Regions from separate parts of the Homo sapiens genome. Here region 1 is linked to region 2. Evidence: read pairs that join two places in POLR2A ChIA-PET (ENCODE). Cell type or tissue: MCF 10A. All regions are shown on one strand. Each heading gives the region's core, and the rest is flanking DNA. Links, peaks and the distances in the headings are about the cores only. Region 1 overlaps MAP3K5 (mitogen-activated protein kinase kinase kinase 5). Region 2 overlaps MAP3K5 (mitogen-activated protein kinase kinase kinase 5).

Region 1 (12,665 bases), core at 5,672-9,671, 89 kb before region 2:
CCCAGCCTCATGTTCATTTCTTTATTATTCTTCTAAATGCTTTAATGGATCTTCTTAGAGCAAATCTACTTTCTCTACCTTCCTAGTTATGATCCGCAAAAGCCAACGTTAGAAAACAAAGGCACAATAACTCCTGGCCACTAAAAATAGAATGTATCACCCCAAAGATGACAGAGGAAGGTATCTGGCATTTACATTTTCCACAAGAAATACATTAGGTAGTCAACTGGTTCCTAGATAAAGAAGCATTTACTTCACTCAAATTGAAGCTGTCAAAAACACAGTCACCATCTTGCTTTTAGGGAGAAAAAATTTAAGCCATCCCCACTCATGAAAGAGAAAGATGAAGGATTTCCAAAGGAATAAGCCCAGCCAGGCTTGCAGCTGCACACATCCTTATAGTATCTAGTACCGCACCCTCCTTTCCCCCCATGTAAGCCAGGAGCAGAGCATGAGGCTACTTGATGGGAAGTCTGGAGTTTATCACACCAGACACCAGGTCTCAGCTCAATGGGCAAAGTAAAAACAAACTCACCATTTGATCCAGCTGAAAGAGCTGTGGAAAGAAAAGCAAACAGCCATGAATAAGCACGTGCTGGGTTTGTTGTTAAACTGAGAAATCAACAAAAAATGAATGCCTGAAATGGGGTCAATGTCCTTTCCAAACATTCAATCTGCCCATTCTCCTCCAATATAAACATCAAAAAACGCCAAGAACAATTGGAACCTTTACTTTTTTTTCTGAGTTATAGACAATTATTGCAAAAATATAATGTACTTATATTTTTACACTACTGTTTTATTTATAGCTGGCAATCTTTTCTCTCTTTCTTTTTCCTTCTTGCCTTTTTTTGGGTGTAATTATTCAGAAGTATATACCCTAAGAGGCAACAGGTATTTTCTACTGCCTTAAAAGAACCTATTACCTACAGGGCTTGGAAATCCAACAGCTCTATAATGGCTCTGTAGGCCCATTTGTGGTAATCTGGGGTTTCAGCTCTAAAAGGCTAAATTTAACCCCTCTTACACTTGAACCTTAGTATCCACAATGTTAGAGTGATATAGATGGTGACATATTAACTACCTACTAACTATGTGATTGAAGACTATTATGTATGAGGTCCCAGCACTTGTGAAATTGATGGAATACAGCTCCCTGATACTGCAACCAAATGCCTGAGAACACTGTGCTAATATTTATACCAATTTCCAGTGATATCTGTAAACAGGTTAGTTTACTTCCGGAAAATTCTTCCATCTTAAAAGCTTAGGATTGAAGGACTCAGACTATATCCTCTTCAATGCAACCACATACCTGAAAGCTTAGGTTGTGTCTTTTTCTTTTTGCTTGAAACTTTTAAAAACTCATCAACAAGCAAGTCGTTAGCACAGGCTCTCTTGTCAGGATCTGGTTCAAAACATTTCAGTATGAATGCCTTGGCCTCTGCAGACATGGACTCTGGGATCTCAGGGTGGACTTTAAACATTCCCACCTAAGACATAAATATAAAAAGTGCAATGTGCCTTCTGAGTGAACATCTCAGCACCTGAACTCCAGCTTCCATAACTTGACCCCCCAATGCAACAAGATCCCTTATCATACAACACAAACTTATGGCTTTTCTCAAAGGGAGATAAGATGTGTTTGCTGCAGGTTATAGAAGATCAACAGAGTGCCTTGGTACCTTTACCAATGGCACAGGCAGAATAATTAGTTGAAGACAGTAGGCAGCACTATGAAGTAATAATTTAGTCCTTCAAAGCTTTAGAACATATTGGTACATTGGCACACAAAAAGGATCTTTATTTTTCTTTCTTTCTTTCTTTTTTTTGAGACAGGATCTCACTCTGTCACCCAGGCTGGAGTGCAGAGTGGTGCAATCTCAGCTCACTGCAGTCTCGACCTCCCAGGCTCAAGCGAGTCTTTCACCTCAGCCTCCTGAGGTAGCTCGGACTACAGGCATATGCCACCACGCCTGGCTAATTTTTTGTACTTTTTGTAGAGATGGGGTTTTGCCATGTCGCACAGGCTGGTCCAAACTCCTGGGCTCAAGCAATCCACCCACCTCAGCCTCCCAGAGTGCTGGGATTTCAGCCACGAGCCACCATGCTCAGCCACCGAGCTGAGACCACTGCGTTGCTCACAGTAGCTAAGTGCTGGGCATTGTGCTGGGGTTTCTCCACTTACAGATCTCATCAAATCCTTCCAACAATCCAGCGGATTAAATATTTTCCTTGTTACACCAATGAGGAAAATAAGGCTTAGAAAGGATGAGGTAACAAGGCTAAGAAAAGGGAGATCTGGGATTTGAACCTGAATTGTTCGGATTAAAGCCTATGTTCTTTTCCCTATTACATGATTTGTGAATATCTTCCCTGTCTCAAATCACCTGCATTAAAAGAGATATTTAAAAGCACTTTAAAATTAAACAATATTTTTATAACAATTAGAATTTACTTATTACTGCTATTCTAAAAAAAATTAATGGTATTTTCATTTTTTAGTACAGAGCAAATTTTCAAAGGAAATCCTTTTGTTCTTATACAGCTTATGTAAATTCATTGTAATATAAACAATATATAATTATTTGTAAGAATTATATAGCCGATACCATGTGTCAGACACAGTTCTAAGTGCTTGGTACATTTTACCTCATACACTCCTCAAAAAGCTCTTATTATACAGGTACTTTTTTTTTTTTTTTAAGATGGAGTCTCATTTTTTGCCCAGGTTGGAGTGCAGTGGTGCGATCTTGACTCACTGCAACCTCCATCTCCCCAGTCCAAGTGATTCTCCTGCCTCAGCCTCCCAAGTAGCTGGGATTACAGGTGCCTGCCACTGTGCCCCCCTAATTTTTTTTTTTTTTTTTTAGTAGAGATGAGGTTTCACCATGTTGGCCAGGCTGGTCTTGAACTCCTGGCCTCAGGTGATCTGCCCGCCTCAGCCTCCCAAAGTGCTGGGATTATAGGTGTGAGCCACCACGCTTGGCTGACAGGTACTATTTTTATCCTTATTTTATAGATGAGGAAACTGAGGCACAAGCAGGTTAAATAATTTGCTCAAAGTCTCAAATATCTTGACCATGTTGGAGCCTGGATTCAAACACTGTAAACTGGTGCCACAGTCTATGTCATGTCATCTCTCTAAGATAGCAACTTCCTGTGCACAGCTTAGACTGGCCTAATGTGACAAAAAAACACATGGTATAATAATCATTGCATTCGTGAATTATAAAGCAGCATTTCAGATAAGTCCTAGACACTGGAGAAAACCTGAAAGACTGGCCAAGAAGAGAAAGACATCCACTCATGGCAAGAAAGGCACCTCTCTTGGCACCTGCCATTGCTCTCTGAGGTTTGGTCACACTACTCATTTTTATACCAGCAGTGTCCTATCAGATTGTCTTCAAGCATAAAGCCAAGCTTTGCACAAAAGCAGAAGGTCTGTAACAACACATGGCCCCTCACAAGAGGCTATGCACAGATGGAATAAGAGCTAGAAACATGGTCTGCAGCAGGGAGAGGAATAACAATTACCATCAAAAGTCCTCTCAGGCCAAACGCGTGGCTCATGCCGGTAATCCCAACACTTTGGGAGGCCAAGGCAGGCGGAGGGCCTGAGCTCAGGAGTTTGAGACCAGCCTGGGCAGCATGGTGAAACCCCGTCTGTACTAAAATATAAAAAATTAGCTGGGTGTCATGGTGTGTGCCTGCAATCCCAGCTACTCAGGAGGCTGAGGCACGAGAATTGCTTGAACTCAGGAGACGGAGGTTGCAGTGAGCCGAGATCGCGCCACTGCACTCCAGCCTGGGTGATAGATCGAGACTCTGTCTCCACAAAAAAAAAGAAGAAAGAAAGAAAGAAAAAAAGAAAAAAAAAGAAAAGAAAAAGTCCTTTGCCTTGGATCCCACAGGGGAGCACAAAAAATAAATAAATAAATAAATAATTTTTTTTTAAGTCCTCTGCCTTAGAAAGTAGCAGATGTGTGAGTTTTACTACTTGGGAAGCATGTTTCCATTTCAAACTTCCTGTTGGCCTGGCAGTCTGGCAGCGGAGGACTGCAGGGATTCAAGATGCAGGTCATAGCCATGCTCAGTCCCCAGATCTCAAAATGCTGGCACTTGTGCTCTCATGAGCCTATTTCTATTATCAGGTACCTCCTACTGCAAAAGGTGGGGCTTCTTCCTCCTCCCATAGGAGTTACTGATGGGCAAATTAACAAGCTAGAGGAGTAGGTATATGAGAATAAGACTGATTTACTTAAAATGGTAATTATGCTCTTTTTTTTTTAAAAAAAATGAAGCCTTCAAACTATTATGGTAGAGAAGTAAAGGAAATTATTAATTTTGGTTTAATTCCTAAATGGATTATAAAAAAAGTTCTTCTATCTTCATTCACGGAAAATTTTCAGACTGTTTCCCAAAGGGCTTAAATCATCTTCAGTATAGTCATGTGTTATTTATACTGCGTTGTTAAAAGGTGGTCAATGGAAGTTACATTGAATCTCACTTTATAGCTGAGAAAACTAAGGCACAGAGAGATCCACTGTGTGAGGCACCAGCGCTGGTTCTAACCGAGAGAGAATCTTCTTGACCTTTAATGTGTTCTAAGTTGTGTTTACTTAGCACCCTTTATCTAAAAAAATATGACACACACACACAGAACATCCAACAGCTATAAAAAGCTTTATCCATTTGTTTTTAAGAGAAATGAAGTGTGACCTTGAACATAGCTGCTTGTGGTTCTCCCAGTTCATAAAATGGGGGTTTTCCTGTGGCCATTTCAATGATTGTACAGCCCAGAGACCAGATGTCTGCTGCTTTTCCGTAGCCTCTTGGTCCTTTATCTATTATTTCTGGTGCCATATACTGGAGGGTACCTGGAAACAATTCAAACACATTTCCATTTTAAAAAGATAAAACAGAAGGGTATCTAATGACAGTTTTTCAACAGAATTTTTCAACAGAAATGAGACAACTGTAAAAACATGATTCAAGTCCTAATATCGTTTGTGAGTTCCAGTTTTCTCTGCTATTAATAAAAGTGGAAATAGCAGTTTTTATAATGGATTTCATCAGTGACATAAAAATACTTTACCCATATTATCTGGTTATGAATAGGTACGCTCTTATTCCCTAGACAGTGGAGTATAAGTGAGGCATCATTTCATTGGGCTTCTTAGAAACTTCTAACAATTAGTCTTTTGAGAACAATAACATCAGTACACATTTCTTGAAGTGCATGAAGACTGTTATTATGTAAACTTCTAATCTTTTCCAGAAGAGAATATAGTTCATTCATCCATTTCCTTAGCTCTATCTCTATTTTTCAGTTCCTAAATTGAATGCTTTAACTCTTCTGTTTTCATTCTTATTTCTTAATCATGACAGCATAAAGATTCTGAAAGCCATTGTGAAAATTAATGCAAATAAATTTCTGGTGTGCCCTATTCTGTAATCCAAATATACATGACTCCTGCTGCTGTCTGTGGTCCATGGACTAACAGGTTTAAGAGATCAAAGACAGGCCATGAGCCATCCATATAGACACATAATCAGATACAGTGACTAAGAATAAAGTGAAGGCCGGGTGCGGTGGCTCACGCCTGTAATCCCAGCACTTTGGGAGGCCAAGGCAGACGGATCACGAGGTCAGGAGTTTGAGACCAGCCTGGCAAACATGGTGAAACCCTGTCTCTACTAAAAATACAAAAATTAGCCGGGCTTGGTGGCGGGCACCTATAATCCCAGCTACTCAGGAGGCTGAGGCAGGAGAATCAGTTGAACCCAGGAGGCGGAGGTTGCAGTGAGCCGAGATCACGCCACTGCACTCCAGCCTGGGCAACAGAGTGAGACTCTGTCTCAAAAAAACAAACAAACAAAAAGAATACAATGAAAAAGGGAAGAGCTTTAAGCCTGCATGGAATCAGAGAGGTGGAGAGTGTGGTATAATAGAAAGAATTAAGTGGAGGGGGCCACGAGCCCTTAGTCTGCTTCTGGCCTAGTATACCCCAGGTAAACACTTAAGTACAACTACCTCATTAACCTAAATGAGAGGCTGGATTTGAACTTCGAATACCCCATAAAGTGGTTTCCTAAAGTCTAGCAATGAGTCAGGAGCATGAATAGAAACATATCACCGCATACCCTGCTTCTGATATACAAATAATATAGTCAGCAAACAAGAACTCATCCAAGATGCCATGTTGAATTACTTCAAATTATGAGGTGTTTGCCAAAAGAACTGCTTCAGATTTTCTGATTCATAACCAAAGTGACAGACATTTTGATAAATACAGATGACACCTTTTAGGAATGCCTCATGCATGGTTTTAGGTGAAAACAATTGTGTAAAATTCCTGCAAACTGTTCCTCTGAAAAGCACTATCATAGGTGAGAAATGGACTATTGTTTACAAAAATAAAAGTGTATCATTTTTGTTATGTATTGCAGTCTTTCTAGGTTTATCCTGCAGACCTTATCACTGCATAGCAGTAGTTCACGCTAACATACAACTGCACATGTCTGCTCTCAGAAAGCCTTTCACCTGGCCAAAGACAAGGCAACCATGCTCCCCAAAGACGCTCGCCCACCTTTACTACAAAATTGGTATGATTTCTCTTCATTTGTAGCTTTTCCCCAAGTGATAATTTTGTATGATTTAAATAAGCTCAAATGGTCTTTTCGAAAATGCATCGAAGCCTACCACCCCCTTTTGTTGTCTCGGGGCCTAGAATAGAATTAATGAGAGAATTTAAGTTGTACTAATAGCTAAGTGGGAGTTATAGTGGATCAAAATTTGGAAATTTTTAATTTTTAAACATCGTAAATTAGACAATTCAAGTAATGTCAACAACAAATTATGCAATATTTGATTTGTCAGATAACCATCTGCCAATTGTGTTTAATTATCCCCCACTGAGCAAGTGCCAGAAAAACAGGTTGAGTCATGTGTTCTTATCTGCTCCTCTTTTTACTCCACAAATACATGACACATAATATTTTAAACAAAGCAATTTACGAAGCTGGATAATGAAGATGAGAGCCAACCTGAACACTGGCTTAAGTAAAATCAATGAGAGTATTTGCTCTAAAACTCATACCTCACATATCTGCATTCTAAAGTTTTTTTAAAAAATTGCTTTGAAATATCTATTGTAGAATTTCTTTGCTGCTGCAACTACCCAGGGAGGTGGTACAGCTTAGTGGTTAATTAAACTCTAATGTCACATTTCATTCATTCACTCATTCATTTAACAGATCCACACTGAGGACCTACTATGGGCCAGGCACTGTTCTAGGCACTTAGAATACAGCAGAGGAGAAAACATATAGAAATACCTGGGCTTATGTTTTTGCAGTAGAAGCCAGATGATAAATTATCAGCACAGTAAGTAAATTATACAGCATGTTAGAAAGTGACATGTTATGACCAAAAAAATATAGACCCGAGTGAAGAGGATCAGCAGGAAGGCTGCCATGGTAAATAGGGTGTTCATGGCTGGTCTCACTGCAGAGGTGGACATCTGCGTTGAGACTGGAAGAAGGTAAGAAAGTTACCCATGCAGACAGCTGGGGTAGCGGCAGGAGGAAAAGCCTGTGCAAAGGCCCTGTGATGGGACCCTGCCTGCTGTCATGGAGGAAATGCAGGAAGGTCCACGTTTCTGGCTCTGAGTAAATAACAGAAGAAGAGTAGGAAATGGGGTCTGAAAGGGAACAGACTCCGAATCAGGTCAGAGCCTTGTCCCCCACTATGAGGGTTCTGACATTTGTTTACTCTGAACAAAAAAAAAAAGCAAGCCACTGAGGGCTCTGAGCAATAGGACTTGGTTTATGTTTCAGAGGGATCACTCTGGCTGCAGTGCTGAGAGTAGACAGTAGGGGGCAAAAGTGAAGCAGGAGCACAGTTGGGGAAGCCACCGAAAATGCAGGTGAGCGATGAGAGTGGCAGCAGCAGAGGTGGTGAGAACCGGCCCAATGTTGGACATGTTTTGAAGGCTTCGTGGACGGACTGGGTTGGAGTGTGAGAAAAGAGAAGTGCCCTGGATAACAATGTCGGGAGTGGCTGCCAACTGGGACAGAAGAGTGTGCCGGGGACAGGTTTGGGAGAAGATAATTAATTCCCTTTGGCCTGTTAAGTCTTGCTTGAGTCTCAGCTCTATTACCAACTAGCTTTGTGACCTTGGGCAAGTTATTCAACCTCTTTGAACCTTCATTTTCTCACCACAAACTGGGATAATGATACCTAATGATTAAGGCTGATGTATGAATTTCAATAAAACAACATATGTAAAGCACTTAGTGCAGAGCAAGGTAACACAGTAAGCACTCCATAAATGGTGATCACTGCTGCCTTTTCCCTCATCAAAATCACCAAAAGGTGATGCAGACCAATTTATTGACTGAGCACCTGGGACTAACCCACCTGGGACTTAGTGACCACCAAGTTCACGTTTGAAGCCTATGATGTGCAGGGCCCTCGGGACCGGTGCTGGGGACAGATCTATACATGTTAGTGACACACGTCACTCTTACGTGACACCAGTGGAAGAGGTCCAAGAAAAGGGCTCTGTGAGGACTGCTTTCCTACAATTCCTTTGGAGATTTTACAAAAAAGATGTTCCCCAGATTAGTAGCAGAAGATACTGTGTTAACATCCTGTCCCACAAAGTGTGTGAAACGAGGGATTTTCCTCTCAGAAATTACTGAGTCTTGACAGCACTGAAACTGCTGCTTGCCAAGTTAAGAGTAAGAGGAAAGAAATGTAAAGACATTTGAAGTTATTAATAGGTCAGAATTTAGTTTTTTCAAAAAAATATATTCAAAATGTGTTTAATTCTGTACCCTAAAATATCCATTGCCCTGAGGTGGGAGCTGGGCCAGGGGTATTGCTGACTGAATGCTCTAGGGAAAAAACTTACACAGAATGTCTCTCTCTCCTCCTGCAGGAAGGTAGAGAGAAAGATGGACTAGAGCCAGAAGGTAAAAGCAAAGAGCAAACAGTAGATACAAAATCTGAGTTCTGGCTAGGCGTGGGGGTTCGCACATGTAATCCCAGCACTTTGGGAGTCCAAGGCAGGTGGATCACTTGAGGTCAGGAGTTTGAGACCAGCCTGGGCAACATGGTGAAACCCTGTCTCTACCAAAAATACAAAAAATTAGCCAGGCATGGAGGTGCGTGCCTATGGTCCCAGCTACTAGGGAGGCTGAGGTAGGAGAATCACTTGAGCCCGGGGTAGGGGAGGTCACAGTGAGCAGAGATTACACCACTGTACTTCAGCCTGGGTTACAGAGCGAGAACCCATCTCAAAAGAAAAAACAAAAACAAAAAAACAGTTTTGCCAGGCATGACATCCTAGATACTTAGGAGAGTGGGGTGGGTGGACTGCTTAAACCCAGGAGTTCAAGACCAGCCTGGGCAACATAGCAAGACCCAGTCTCAAAACAAAAACAAAAACAAAAAACCAGTCTGAGTTCTATCCGGTACACACTGCTGTGACTTCTGACTGCAATGTCACTTCTCTCCCAGGTAATTTCCTCATCTACAAAATGGAGGTACTCCCACCTACCTCACAGAATTGAGATGGGGCCATGTTGCTTCATATTAGACCAAAGATTATTCATGATCTTTTTCTCTTCCCTTCCCCTTACCCTTTTTTTTTTCCTGCTAAATTTCTCTCTATAAGAAGAACTTAACACTTCATGAGAATTAGCATGATGGAGTGATAAGAACTAAATGGAGATCAGGTTTGAAGTCTCACACACCCTCCCTATAACTGTTGGGCAGTCATGAATCTCTTGAGTCTGAGCTTCCTCTTGGCTACTGTTACCTTTTTGGAAATCACTTGGTCTCCACCCTCCCAGTACTTTGCACCAGAGGCAGCTCAGTGGTTGCGTTGCCTACTTTCTCAGGAAAGCTCTCTCCCTCCCTTCTTCTGAGTCGGTGAGTCACTTCCTCTTCTGAATTGAAATCCTAGGGTTATTTATATTGTGGAGTAGGGGAGTCAACCACAGAGAGTAAACAGTAAAAGAGGGAATTCATCGTCCAAATGGGAAGTGATTAGGGTATGAGTAAGCATCACAGAGAGGTTGGGCCAAGGAAATGTTTAATAAAAAAAAAAAAAAAAAAATCTTGCTAGAGTTATTGTAGGCCAACCAGGAAAGAAGTAATTACATGAAAAGAAAAATAAGTAACAAGTTGAGAATTAAAAAAAAAAAAAAATCTTCAGTGGCATTAAGCAGGAGACTAACTAAGCAAGTCATATAAATACAGGAAGAGAAAAGGGCCAAATCAAATTCTGTAACACATTTTTCAGTGAGCATCAAAAGATACCAACATTGGCCAGGCGCAGTGGCTCACGCCTGTAATCCCAACACTTTTGGAGGCCACAGGTATATCGCTTGAGCCCAGGAGTTTGAGACCAGCCTGGGCAACATGGTGAAACCTTGTCTCCATCAAAAATACAAAAAAATTAGCTGGGCGTGGTGGCGCATGCCTGTAGTCCCAGCTACTCAGGAGGCTGAGGTGGGAGGATTGCTTGAGCCTGGGAGTTTGAGGCTGCAGTGATAGGTGATCACACCACTGCATTCCAGCCTAGGTGACAGGGCAAGACCCTGTCTCAAAAAAAAAAAAAAAAAAAAAAAAAAAGAAAGAAAAGAAAAGAAAAGAAAGAAAAAAGATACCAACATTACTGTGTGTGAGAACACCAACTGAATTTCTCTCTCACATTGTGCTCAAACTCAGCAATTATTTCTTTAATTACATAAGATCTGTATCATCATTGCAAAAACATACCAGTAAAAGTTTCAGTACAGGGGTTTATGCCAGCAAGCCTCTTTGATGTTCCGAAGTCAGAGATCTTGAGAACACCACTGTAGGTATTAATCAACACATTGTCACCCTAGAGAACAGAGGACTTTAATCACAATTGTTATCTTTCTTCAGATACTGTCTGTTGTTGACTTGGTAAGTCCAATTTAAAAAAAAAAAAGGTGTCCTTACAGCTACCAACGACATTAATTCTGTATTCTTCATTAATAGTTTATCTCAATAGTGCATTCTTGACACTATTTTTTGTTTACATATTATCAGTTTGAAACCAACCGCCTTTGCGAAAATTACAACAGTGAGAAAATTATGACAGTAAAAGAGATCTGATCTAACCACCACCATCTTGCTTTAAATTTCCAAACTGCCCTTGGTCATTCCAGGGTGTAGACCAAGCTCACTTGGAGAAATTTAATTTATAGTTTAGTTGATAATAGCCCTTCCCCAAAACTAAACTATCTTTGTAAAACTAATGAAAGGCCACCAGGTTAGGAGGATGAGAGGGGCCTAAAGTCCGCTAAGATGTAGGCACAGTCAAATGATTATCAGCCCATTATTCTGGGGGTCACAAGATTTGCAACTTCCCCAATTGTTCCTATAATTGACATCACTATTGTAGAACTGAAGACTGGCCTTTTGAGATGTCTTTACAGGCTTCTCCATTTCTGACTATCAGATGGCATCACCCAGACCTGTGACTCTGGACTCAACCAGTCCTGTGGCCCCTACCCAGAAGTGGACTCAACACACAAGAACCATTTTCCACACCCCTATAATTACATCCCCAACCACCCAGACCCTAGCCCCCTGCTCACCAAACTATCTTTGAAAAACCCTAGCCTCTAAATTTTTGGAGAAGCTGATTTGAATAATTATAAGATCCAATATTTTGTTTGGCCATCTCTATGTGTATTAAACTCTTTCTCAATTGCAATTCTTACATCTTGAGAAATCAGCTCTATCTGGTCAGTGGGCAACATGAACTCATTGGATGGTTATAAGTTCTTCATAATCTGCTACTCAGATCACAAGATCAAATATGATTCCTAATTGGTTAGAGCTTGTTGCTATTTACAGATATATAATGATGTATGTATAATTAAATTACGATTTTCATAACTTTCCAGTTACCTTACTTTCTTTTCTATGTTTCTTTACTTCTTTTCCTGGAATATGTAGGGACATGATAGATAAATGGGCTTTTTGGTTGATTTTAGGGTACTAATATTAACTTATTTTCAACAGTCCAGACTTTGTAAAAAATGTATTAGTTCTGAATTTTCTTTTTAAAAAGAGAATGTAAAGTTATTATTTTAGCTTATTTTAGAGAATCTATACCTTATAATTATAGTTAAATCAATGAATATGTGATACTTGTGAGAAAAGAGGAATTTTTTTTCTTCTAACCATTCATCCATTGATTCAATAAGTATTTACTGAGTAGCTACTATGGGCAAGGATACAAAGATTAACCAGCCTATAAGCTCCTCAGGACCAGGGGCCATCTCCTGTTTAACTTTTGACAGCTGCATCCCACACCACAGAGCTCCTAGGAAACATTGTGTGGTGGGAGCACAATCTTGTTGGCTGAACGCAGTTAAGCAGTGTGTTCCTTGAGCAGAAGCGTTAAGACATGAACATAAATAACTGATTCAGGGTTGAACGATATTTTATATTTCTGCTGTTTCTAAGATTTACTTATTCACCATTCTAAATTAATACTCATAACACAATATGACTTTTGCAAGTAAAATAATAACCCAGCAAAGAAAGAACTCATGAAAATGAATGCTGGTGTACCTCACCTTTATGTCCCGGTGAACTATCTGATTGTCAT
Region 2 (12,665 bases), core at 5,669-9,668:
AGGAGATGGAGCCTAATGAAAGGTGAAAGGCCACGAGGGCTCTGACCCCATGAAAGGATTAATGCTGTTACATCAGAAATCGGTTCTGTATAGAGGGAGTGGGCTCCTTTTAAAAGAACATGTTCAGCCCCATTTGCCCACTCTCTCTTTCCCCTTCTGCCATGAGTTGATGTAACAAGAAGGCCCTTGACAGATGCTAGCCCCTTGATCTTGGACTTCCCAGCCTCCAGGACTATGAGAAGTACATGTGTATTAATTGTAAATTACCCAGTCTCTTGTATTCTGTTTTGGCAGCACATAAAAGAACTAAACAGTCCCTCTAAAGTGTGAAAATGATCTAAGATTTCTAAAAGCTAAGATTTCTGTTTCAAAACTTAAAAAAAAAATTATAGCTACCATACAGGAATTCCTAAACTAAGTTGGCCTCCTTGAATTTTTTTTTAAAATCAAGGACTATTTTGGGAATGTGATAGGTACATTCCCTATCATACTAAGTACAAAAGAATAATATAAGCAACACCCCGATATACTTCCTACTCAGCTTAAGAAATAAAATATTTTTAATATACTTGAAATTGCATGTGAATCACTCCAGGATCTCTTTCTACTTCTTCCTCCCTACTGGTAACCATTATACTGAATTTGGAGTTTATGATGCCCATCCGTGCATCTATACTTATACTAAATCTCTATGACTGTTTTTAAACATTCTATAAATGATACTGTACTCTGTATCCTTCTGCCACTTGCTTACTTTGCTCAACTTTTTTAAAGTTTTTTTTTATGTTAAAACTTTAATGTAGAGAAATGTCTAAGATTTACTCTAGGGTATATAAATCTGCTGGACCTAGGGGAGGCAAGTTCTCAACTTTCCTCAATAATGCCAAAATCTTTTAAGTGCGTATAGAAATTTATGGCACAACCAGCAGGCATTAGGACTCACATTTCTCTAACATCCTGGCTAACAATTGATATTGTCAGATTTATAAATTTTGGTTAATCTGAATAGTGTAAAGTAGTATAAAAATAATCTTTTTATAAGTTTCAAAAATATGTTTATTGGCCATTTGTGATTCCATTTTTGTGAATAACCTGTTCATATCCTATGCATTTTTTAATCTCTTTTTCTTAAAGATATTTTGAGGAGTTATTTATATATACTGAATACATATCCTATATTGGTTACATGCATTGTTCCCTGTGATTTCTTTGTTGATGGTATCTTTTATATTTATTCATATATTTATCATTTCCAGTGCTATATGCTTTTTCCTATAGATCCATTTGGTTTTATTTCCCTTCAGCCTAAAGACTTTAACATTTCTTGTAGTGAAGTTCTGCTGGCAACAAATTATCTCAGTTTTGATGTATCTAGAATTGTCTTTACTTCACCCCCATATTTTAAAGACATTATCAGTGGATATAGAGTTCTTGCTTGATTGGGTTTTTTTCTTTCAGCACTTTAATGTTATTCCATTATCTTTTGGCTTCCTTCAGCACTCACTCTTTCCCCTGATGTATCTTCTTTCTTAGGCTGCATTTATGACCTTTTCTTGTATTTCTGTTTTTCACCAATTTTACTATGATGTGCCAAGAGATAATTTTCTTTGATATTTATGCTCCTTGGGTTTTGCTGAGCTTCCTAGATCTGTGAGCTGTTTTTTATTTGTTTGTTTGTTTGAACAGATTTGGATAATATTTGACCACTAATTCTTCAACTATTATCCCTGCAACAGTATATCTCTCCTCTCCTGGGACTCTAATTAAAAGTATCTGGACCACTCAAGGCTGGGCACGGTGGCTCACACCTGTAATCCCAGCACTTCAGGAGGCCGAGGCAGGTGGATCACTTGAGGTCAGGAGTTTGACACCAGCCTGGACAACATGGGGAAACCCGGACTCAACTAAAAATACAAAAAGTAGCTGGGCATGGTGGGGCATGCCTGTAATCCCAGCTACTTGGGAGGTTGAGGCACGAGAATCGCTTGAACCCCGGAGGCAGAGGTTGCAGTGAGGTGAGATTGCACCACTGAACTCCAGCCTGGGCAACAGAGCAAGATTCGTCTCAAAAAAAAAAAAAAAAGTATTTAGACCACTAAATGCCACAGGTCATTGGAATTATTAATGACTTCATCTCTTTCTTTCCTCTGCTTCAATTTCAATGATTTCTAATAATCTGTTTTGAAGTTTATTGCTCTTTTATCGTATTGTGTCCTATCTGCTGTTAATCTGATTTGATGACATTTCAACTTCAGATATTGTACTTTTCAGTTCTAGAACTCCCATTTGGTTATTTCCAGTTTCCAAATATCTCCTATAATTCCTCATATTTTCACCCATTATGTTCATCTTTTCAAGTAGATTCTTTGATATAATTATCATTGTTATTTTTATGTCCTTGTCTGGTAATTCTAAACTCTGTTTTATCTATGGGTTTATTTCTATGAATAATTTTTTTCTTAATTATGAATCACACTTTCCTATTTCTTCACCACTTTAGTAGTTGAGAGTTTTTCTTTCTTTTTTTTCTTTTTTTCTTTTTTTTAATAAGACAAGGTATTTTTATATTGTCCAGGCAGGTCTTGAACTCCTAGGCTCAAGCCATCTTCGCACCTCAGCCTCCTGAGTAGCTGGAACAATGGGAACATGCCACCACACCCAGGTTGCTTAGTAATTTTTATGGTGTATTAGACATTTTGGATGATAAGCTGTAGAGAGTTTGGATTTGTTCTCCTCCTCTTAAGAGTATGTAGTTTTTTAATAAAAGGTAAATAAATTATTGGTGGTTCACCTTGTTCACACAAAGGCTTATCCCACTCAATGTCCAGGTCCTCCGGCAGCCTCAAACTCACTCTCAGGCCAATAAGACTGTGATTTCCTGCTAGAGTTCTATCTGTCCTGCTCCCTGCAGACCAGGGAATGTCTTGAGGGAAAAGCCATTTAAATGTGGAGTTTATCCTATGCGGTGCCCTTCATCCAAGGATGAAAACCTTTCCAGTTTCTAGCTACTTTTAATCACTCTTCAGTGCTTTCCAACTTTTTTCCAACATTTATAATTGTTATCAACAGGAAGATAAGCACAATAGAATCTACTCTGCTGTTTCCAAAAGCTACTACTTTGATGAGCAGAAGCCAATTTTCATGTAGACCATTTTCCCAGTCTTATCTTTTATGGTATATGGCGTTTTTAAGCCTTGTTTAAGAAATCTTTGCCCCAGTCAGGGCAACATGGTGAAACCCTCTCTCTACCAAAAATACAAACAATTAGCCAGGCGTGGTGGCACACACCTGTGGTCCCAGCTACTCAGGAGGCTGAGGTGGGAAGATCACTTGAGCTCAGGAGGTGGAGGTGGCAGTGGGCCGAGATTGCACCACTACACTACAGCCTGAGTGACGGAGCAAGACCTTGTCTCAAAAAAAAAAGAAAGAAATCTTTGCTTATCCAATAGTCATACATAATTTGTACACTTTATTCTAAAAATATTTTTCTAAAGTATTTTTTCATATTTTGGTATTTAACTCACTTAGATTTCATTTTTTTGTGCATGGCTTAAAATGGGGATAGAACTTTATTTTATTTTTCCAAGCAGATAAAGAAATTTTCCCAGTATCATTACTACAGATTCCATCCTTTCCTTTACAGCTCATGAAGCTGATTCTGCCATAAATCTAGACTCATGTATATCTTAGTCTGTTCCAGGCTGTCTCTTGTATTCCAGTGCTTTGTTTGTCTATGCCTATAGCCATACTGCAATATCTTAATCATTACAGCTTTATAATGAGTCTTGTTAACTGGTGGAGCAAGTCCTTCCACCTTGTGCTTTTCCAGAATTGCTTTGCCTATTCTCAGTCCTTTATTCTTTCAAATAAATTTTGGAATTGGTTTGTCAAATCACATGAAAACCCCTGCTGGGGGGAATTAAAATCTTTAAAATATCAAGCCTTCTCATCTACAAACTCGGTATATTTTTTCCTTTCATTCAGGTCTTTTAAACTGTCTTTATATAAATTTTTCTACAAAATTATATTTTATTATTTATATTACTTATTTAAAATATCTTTTTAAAATTATATTTCTTAAATTATCTTTTCATCTATTTATCCCAATTTACTATACTATGTTAAATGAATTTCATCAAATTATTTACTAAAGTTATAAACTCTAAGATTGGCCCGGTGGCTCACGCCTGTAATCCCAGCACTTGAGGAGGCAGAGGCAGTTGGATCACCTGAGGTCAGGAATTCAAGACCAGCCTGGCCAACAGGGCAAAACCCGTCTCTCCTAAAAATGTAAAAATTAGTGGGCGTGGTGGCGGGCACCTGTAATCCCAGTTACTGGAGAGGCTGAGGCAGGAGAATCGCTTGAACCTGGGAGGCAGAGGTTGCAGTGAGCTAAGATCACATGACTGCACTCCAGCCTGGGCAACAGAACAAGACTCCATCTCAAAAATAAAATAAAATAAAATAAAATCTAAGGTTTAGTTCATAATACACAATCTTATGGATTATAATAATACTTTAACACTCTCATTTGCAAATACTTTTTTATGCCATGGATTTACTAAGTAAGTAGCTCATTTATATACTATTTACTTACCAAGAAGCTCCATGGTCTCTGCTTTCAGTGTCCGTGAAATTAGAGTCCAAAAACATATCTTTGTAGATTCGACCAACTAGGCAATACATATCTGAAGCAACTTGTCCTTCGCTTTGCACCATGGGAATCATAATATCAAGAGCTTTTGCTCTGTCACCAGGGAGATTTCTCCTAAGGCAGAAAACATTGTTGTTTCAATATACATTACAGAAGCAATATAGATCAATTCTTTTTTAAAAACCCTATTTAACATGTTGATTCATATTAGAGAAATTTGCCAGGACAGAAACAATTAGATTTTGAGAGTCCTCTGTAAACCTCTGTCCTAAGCCTAATTTTTTGTTTTATCCCATTGTATGTCTACTAGGTCTAACAAGGATTTCTTTTGAGTTTCTGTGTTAATAATGGTGATGGATTTGTACTTACTCATCCACAATCCTTCCAATTTCCCTGCAGCCTATATGCAGGTTCAAGTTGGTGAAACGAGATTAGAGTTGTAGTCTGTGTCTTTGAATAGGGTAGAGTAAATAAAGCCAAGTAGGGACAAAACCCTGACCTTAGGTTTCAATGGCTTTTGCTCCAAAACTTAGCAAACTCATTCACAGATGATACCAAAAATCAAATCAAACCCAAGAACTGCTTGATTTCTACGTGTGACTAACTGATTATCTAAGGAAGTTGCTTTATGTAGCATGCTTTAAAATAGTATGTGTAGACAGTTCACAAAACCAGATAAAAATTCTATAAGAGTTATCATTCCTTAGACCTTGAAAATATTATGCTAAGTGAAAGAGGTCAGTCACAAGGGACCACATACTGTATGATTCCATTTATATGAAATGTCCAGAATAGGCAAATCTGTAAAGACTGAAAGTAGATTCGTGGTTGCCTAGAGTTGGGGGATTTGGGAGGGAAATGGAAGGGGGGCTGCTAATGGGTACAGGGTTTCCTTGTGGAGTGATGAAAATGTTTTAAAATTTATTGTTTTGATGAAATATATTTAGTTTGTTTGTTTGGAGACAGAGTCTTGCTCTGTTGCCCAGGCTGGAGGGCAGTGGCATGATCTTGGCTCACTGCAACTTCTGCCTCCCAGGTTCAAGCGATTCTCCTGCCTCAGCCTCCCGAGTAGCCGGAACTACAGGTGCACACTGCCACACCTGGCTAATTTTTTTGTATTTTAGTAGAGACGGGGTTTCACCGTGTTGCCCAGGCTGCTCTCGAACTCCTGAGCTCAGGCAATCCGACCACCTTGGCCTCTCAAAGTGCTAGGATTGCAGGAGTGAGCCACCACGCCCAGCCTGTGAAATATGTTTCAATAAAGCTATTATAAAAAAGGTATCATTTCTATTCTCAATTACTACTTCAAATCTTCTGTCCAAGAAATTCCTTTTTATCCTTGGTAATAACTATCTAACACTATGTTCACCTAGACATAACCATCCTTACTCTAGTGAAAACTTTTGTGTGAATGACCATCTGGTGTTGAGTGTATTTGCTTAAAGATAACATCATATTCATGTAACTTTTACAATTCTAAAAAATATGAATAGCAAATACAAACTTTGACAGAGCAGAAAACCTGTAAGAATTTAAATATACCAACAGTGTGCGACTTTTTTTTTACTGAAAAATAAATCAGAAAAAAATGAGAATGCATGCTTCCTATATTTCATGGGGCTGAAGCAGATATGCTAATATTACATTTTAATAGGGACTTCTTGCAATGCTGCAGTGAACACATTCTCTGTAAAGAATTGCAGGTTACACAATAATATGTTAACGCATTCTGGAAGGGAACTTTTTCTTCTTACCTATTCAGTGCAAATGCATAATGAAACTTCACATGGTGATGGGAGGCCAAATCAAAGGTTGGCAGTTTTTCTAAAGTCTCTACCAGCTTCACAATAGAATCATAGTCCTTTCAAATTAGATGAGAATAGCACAGAATTAAACCATTAGGAGAAAATTCTCACAATAACGTGTCTTTTGACAACCAGATATCTGAATTCAAGAAACACATTAAAAAGACACTAGAATCCACAGAACACTTTGAAGAACCTAGAATAAACAGTTTTTGTTGTTTTTCTTCTAAAAGGTTTAGATCGTATATATAAAAACATTAGAAACATACAGTTACCATGTTGAACAAAAACTAAAAAAGCAAAAGAAACAAAAACACCAAGCATGATAGTGCTCTACTGTCTAAATATGGGTGATTTATTTCCCCATAGAGCCAGATTCCCGGTATGCAGTGTTCTAACAATTTCAGGGAAATAAAAATGTCAAGGACATGAGGCAATGGGTTGAACTTCTGTTACAAGTAGCAACACAGTTTCATGTCACATGAGTAAGCACTCTAGCCACAGGATCCTATGTGCCACAGCCCTCCATGGATGTGAGTCTGTCTTGAGCACATGAAGCCTTTACACAGACCTGAAAGGCTAGGAATGGAAAGGAGAAACCAGATGTCATTTAAATTTTACTATTAAAACCTAAGAGCAAATCCCTAACTTGGAGAGGATTTTATTCCACTTACCCTATTTTTAAAATTTTAAGACATGTCAATAAAAATGATATAACCTGTTAGTGTGTTTTACATTACATATTTTTAAAGTTATTTCTGTAGGTAATCAATTACATATTTTTTCCTTCAGGCGAGTTAGATTCAGCACTATCAATTTCAAGCAATACAATTTCAAGGGATAAAAGGTATGTCCAGAAAGCTCTAAAAATGTCTGCTATTTGCCAAAACAAAGCTTTCACTGACAGGTGTGCCTGAGGCTAACAGTAGAATAGACTGTGTCCACAGGTTCGCTGTGCCAGCAGATTTTTCTTTTTGTTCTTTTGGAGGAAAAAGTCAGGCCTTTACCATACAAGTCTTTCACAATCACTGATGGTTAACTCACATGAGTCTTTTTCATTCATCATAAAATTATAGGATGGAAAGCTTAAGAGAGTCAATAAAAAATTACGTGTAGTAACATGAACTGCTTACCAGCAAACTGAAATTTGAGGTTAATACTCCCTTATCCCTCCAACATGCTACACAACAAAGATTTCACTTTAAACATCTTCTCACCTGGATATCTCTGTAGGAAAGTAACAGATTTATGACAATATCTGCTGTCAAGACTTCGATATTATCTACTCGCTGCCGAATTCTTGCCAACTCAGCTGCCAATTCTTTACCAGTGTATAAATTACGAGCTTTCCTGATGTCATTGAGTATAGATTCCCGGAAGTACTGGCTGGTAAAAACACACACATTTCAAAGAGTTTGACATTAGAAACAATTTCAATGAAAAGCAATAATTTTAATAAAGACATGAATGATATTGCAGCATTAGCTATAAAGCATTTGTAGTTTTCAGTTCATTCAGATGCCTAAATAAATATCTTACATATCTGGCATTATTAAGAAATTTAGAAGCCAATGTATTTCTTTTATTACTCTGCCTTCAGAAAGAATTAAAGGTAAAGGTACTCCATATTAATAAATTTTCCTGCAAAAAACCACTTAAAATGCCAAAACTTTGTTTTCCATTTTACTGTTTCCAGTACAAATTGTTCTAAATAAATTAGATGTACCTATGATTTTTTGTTTGTTTGTTGTTTTTGTTTTTGAGACAGAGTCTCACTCTGTTGCCCAGACTAGAGTATACTGGCATGATCTTGGCTCACTGCAACCTCCATCTCCTGGGTTCAAGCAATTCTCTTGCCTCAGCCTTGTGAGTAGCTGGGATTACAGGTGTGCACCACCACACCTGGCTAATTTTTGTATTTTTGGTAGAGACAGGGTTTCGGCATGTTGGCCAGGCTGGTCTCGAACTCCTGATCTCAAGTGATCTGCCCACCTCGGCCTCCCAAAATGCTGGGATTACAGGCATGAGCCACGGCACTGGCCGTGATGTACCTATGATTTGAACATAATATAACCTTAACTTCCTGACTCAGCCTATCATTTATTAACATAAATAATTGTTCTTCACTGAAAGAACAATTAGAGTTAAGAGTTAATTAAAGTTGAATTGTTCTTGCCCTTACACTAGAAGTCCCTGGACATTTATCCTGGTATTGTTTCTGTACTTGCTTTGTATATATTTTTAGTTCTACCATCACTATAAAGCGGTTAGTAGACTTTTTAATTTTTTGCTGATTTCAAGTTGCTGTTCTGTGAATAAAATGTATTATGTGGCATCTATTTTATCTACTTGGAGGATAATAAACATTTTCCCCCTAGTTCTTAGCTGTATACTGATATCTCAGGAGCACCTGATATCATGCACAAATAAAGATGTAGAATAACACTTTATTGTCATCACCAAATGGCATTATTAATTAAACTTTACCTAGAACTTGCTTGTGCCACCTTCAAAAGTTGAATAAAACGATCCACAAGAGGTAAGCAGATGGGTCCAAGAAGCAGCTCGAAGTTCGGTTGCATGAGCTCTGTCAACCCCTTCATGAAGCTGCTGTCACAGCAGTAGACTTTGTTATGTGGAGTTATCATGTAAGGAACAAAGGTGTAGTTCCCAGTGCACATCTGCGGAGAGAGGAGGCATCGGCAAGTGGGGAGCTGGCCTGGAGACACGGCACAGATGGAATCCCACGTCTTACTCATTTTAAATAATTCCAAATGCAAAGGGAAATAGAAAAGCCTCATTATTTATTTATGACCTACGACAATGAAAATTTCCCCAATTCCTTTCACTGCATACTTCAAATAATTAGGACTTACAGATGATACCAAAAAAAGAGTGGAACAGTTTCTATCCATCAATTTAATATTTATTCACCATCTTTCAAGGCTAGGGCACTAAGTTATTGCTGTTGGAAAAAGTAGTTTAAAGCATGGCCTTCAGCTTTCAGGGAACTTATAATTTAGTCACAGGGCGCAGCATACACATATGAAAATGCTACAAGCTCACATTTGAAGGGCTTCCTACATGTAAGGTGATGCCGCAAGTAGATCCCGCTCAAATCCACCCCCCGGGAGGCTGCTCTCTCTCTGTCTCCCCACTACTAAAACTACAGGCCCAGAAGTTACCCTTGATGCTTCCATTCCCTTCCCCTTCCACATCCTATCGAAGTCCCATCTGTCCTGCCTCCAAAATATAATGTCATATTTGTCCATTTCCCTCCATCTTCTCGGCCAACACTTTAGTCCATGCACCAATGGACCTGGCCTGAGCCACTGCCATCAGCTTTAACTGGTCCCCCTGCTTCCACTCTTGTCCTCTAATTTACTCTCCACTCTGCCATCAGAGTGATCTTTCAACACTGTCCCTCAGATCACTTCCCACAGCTGCTTAAAGCCCCATCTCTTGCTCTTGGGAGAAAGAAGAAATTGCAATGCAACGTACAAGGGCCTGACTACGCAGATCCTGCCCCTCTCTAACCTCAGCCCTGCCACTCTCCCCTCGCCCACTACAGCCTGGGCTCACTGACCTTCTCTTGGTTCCTGGATGATGCCCAAGCGAGGATAAACTGGTGCAAACAAAAGCAGAGCAGGGATGAAAGTGGAAAGTGAGTTGGATACCCTGAGTAAGCAAATCTGACTGGAGCTCGAAGCTCAGGGAAGGGAATTAAATGCAAAGTTAAGGATGTTAGACTGTACATTCTGGACAATGCAGAATCATAGAAGGATCCACAGCAGGAAAGAAAACACAATCAGCTGAGTGTGATGGCTCACGCCTGTAATCCCAGCACTTTGGGAAGCCAAGGCGGGCAGATTGCTTGAAGCCAGGAGTTCAAGATCAGCCTGGCCAATATGGTGAAACCCCGTCTCTACCAAAAATACAAAAATTATCCAGGTGGGGTGGTGCACGCCCTTAATCCCAGCTACTCAGGAGGCTGAGGTGCGAGAATCACTTGTAGTGAGCCGAGATTGCGCCACTGCACTCCAGCCTGGGTGACAGAGCGAGACTCTGTCAGGAGAACGAAAGAATGAACAAATGAAAGAAGGAGAAAGAGAGAGAGAAAGAAGGAAAGAAGAAGGGAGGAAGGAGGGAGGGAGGAAGAAATGTGCATTTTCACAATGCACAATCAAAATGCACAAATCAAAATACACAATCAAAACTGTGCATTTTGGCAGCCTGGGCAGGTAACAAGATGCACTAAAGGGAAGAGATATGAGGTTTGAGGAGATGAGTCATGCTGTGGCATGACCAGGTCGGCAGAGGTGGCGATAGAGAAACAGACACGTGCGTGACTGAAGAAGAAGGAATCAGCTGGATCTGGTAACTGATAACAACCTGAGAAAGGGTAAGGCATCAAAGGCAATTCTGCACTTCTAAGGGCGACTACCTATACAGAGTGGTATCATTAACAGAAAGCAAGAATTCAGAAAGCAGAACCAGACTAAGTTATTTATGAACACATGCCTCTTCAAGACACTCATATATCAGGTAATTAATCAAAGAATCTGAATTCTAGTTAAAATATGAGAAGAACTTCAAAAGGTTGAGATTTGAATTTGGTGGGATGGGGTGAAATAGTCACTTTTAAAGAGGTTGGGATTGAGGTGGGGCACAACACCTAATGTGAAAATGTCCAAAAGAGAGCTAGAAATATGTGATTGAAACATAAAATAGTTTCAAGCCAAAATACAGACCTGAGAATTATTGGATATGGTAGAATCAAAAGAAGTGGGAGAGACCTCTATGAGAAAAATCATAGAAAAAGGCAGAGGCTGAGAACTAGAAAGAGATACGTGGGACACCCGACTACTGCCGTTATGGGGAACAAAAAAAGTCCAGGTTATCCATTCCTAGCCATATGAGCATACGGAGAATAATACAGCATTTCTCTTACCCTTAGCACTTAAGTAATAAGTACAAACATGTATTCACCATGTGTGTGTGCCAGGGTATGAACAGTCATAAGTCAGTGGGTCACAACCTACAAAGAAGCTGCTGTGGCCTTCATTTTAAAAGTGAGGAGACAGGTAAGGCTTAGAGAGATCGTACAGTTGGTCTGTGACATGTTTGGCACTCCAGCCCAGGGACTCTTTCTCTAGATGGCATGTCCTTCCCACTAGGGGGTTATGCACCCTCCTGAGTGGCCTTTACAGCAGACACACCTGCTCTCTAACCTTCTGTCACTTTCTACGGGAACTCTGTATGAGCCAAATGACTATTCACAGAAAACAGGCAAGAAATGCCAAATGCCCTTATGACCGGACTTAATTATTTATGACTATGTTATCCTTTAAGGCTGCTTCTCATATGTCAGGTAATGAAGCAGAAACCAAACCTCACTTCCAGTTAAAGCACAAGAAGAACCTCCAGAGAGTGAGATTTGATTTGAAAATCAAGTATGCTAAATTGTTCCTGTCTCAAGTTCTCCTCCATGGAACAATAATTAGAAGAGGAAACAATAATTGGAAAAGGGAAAGTGAACATGTCCTGCTTCTAAAATGTTACCAAGATCCCACAGCACATCCGCCCAATTTAATCCTTTTACCCAAGCTACTGCCGAAGCAGAAAAGAAAGGCAAGGATACCAAAGAGGCTGCTTTCCAAAGCATCTAAAGCTTCAACTATGAGAATTGTTCTAAAAGAACAACAGAATCAAACACTATTGTAGACAAGCACCGTAACTCAAAATTACAAACGAAAATTATCTGAATCCTCCAAGTCACAAAATGAGAACAAAGAGCCAAAAAGCCAATAAAGCAGAAAGTGGTATCAGAGTTTTAGCTGCTGGATAAAATTATGTAGCCTCAGAAACCTTGATACTACATATATTAGTTTATCAGATATTATTATTGAAATACGGGGCAATGGGGAATACTGCACCTGTGTAAAACTAATTCTGGGAGAGAATGACTATCAGATGTCTGGGTGTGTGTTAGGCAGAGGAGAGGTAAAGGGGTAATAATGACTACGCAAACAGCAGAGAAAAGCAGTTCCTGAAACAAACCCCATGGTATAAGGCTTCAGAGTCTTCGCTGAAAATACCTAAGCATGCTAAGGGTTTTCCCAAGTTCTAGGCTTCAGTGCATTCTTTAGAGTTTCTTTCCTATGTTTCTAAGGCAATCTTTTTTTTTTTCAATTTCCCATTGCCAA

What was found. ChIA-PET counts read pairs that join two places held together with the same protein. Peaks named below come from ENCODE experiments on the same cell type or tissue, not always from the same donor. Only the 100,000 strongest peaks of a DNase experiment are listed, where the experiment ranks them.
Region 1: POLR2A ChIA-PET joins it to region 2 with 5 read pairs; 2 of 35 experiments call an interaction of 5 or more read pairs at or near these places.

What each region holds. Positions count from the first base shown.
Region 1 is chr6:136,600,487-136,613,151 of GRCh38, forward strand. It overlaps MAP3K5 (mitogen-activated protein kinase kinase kinase 5), which reads right to left. Exons shown (of 30, transcript NM_005923.4): 17 at 12,634-12,665; 18 at 10,796-10,901; 19 at 4,723-4,880; 20 at 1,316-1,493; 21 at 536-556. Among named protein-coding and RNA genes, the nearest start is that of MAP3K5-AS1, 22 kb to the right of the region's middle. RefSeq lists an enhancer at 12,109-12,665. In MCF 10A, for the core only: CTCF peaks have their summits at 7,881 (motif pointing right) and 8,084; DNase peaks (open chromatin) are centred at 6,925 and 7,895.
Region 2 is chr6:136,689,543-136,702,207 of GRCh38, forward strand. It overlaps MAP3K5 (mitogen-activated protein kinase kinase kinase 5), which reads right to left. Exons shown (of 30, transcript NM_005923.4): 4 at 8,947-9,140; 5 at 7,677-7,845; 6 at 6,409-6,515; 7 at 4,598-4,768. Among named protein-coding and RNA genes, the nearest start is that of MAP3K5-AS1, 67 kb to the left of the region's middle. In MCF 10A, for the core only: no CTCF peak of the experiment used is centred there; DNase peaks (open chromatin) are centred at 6,929 and 7,429.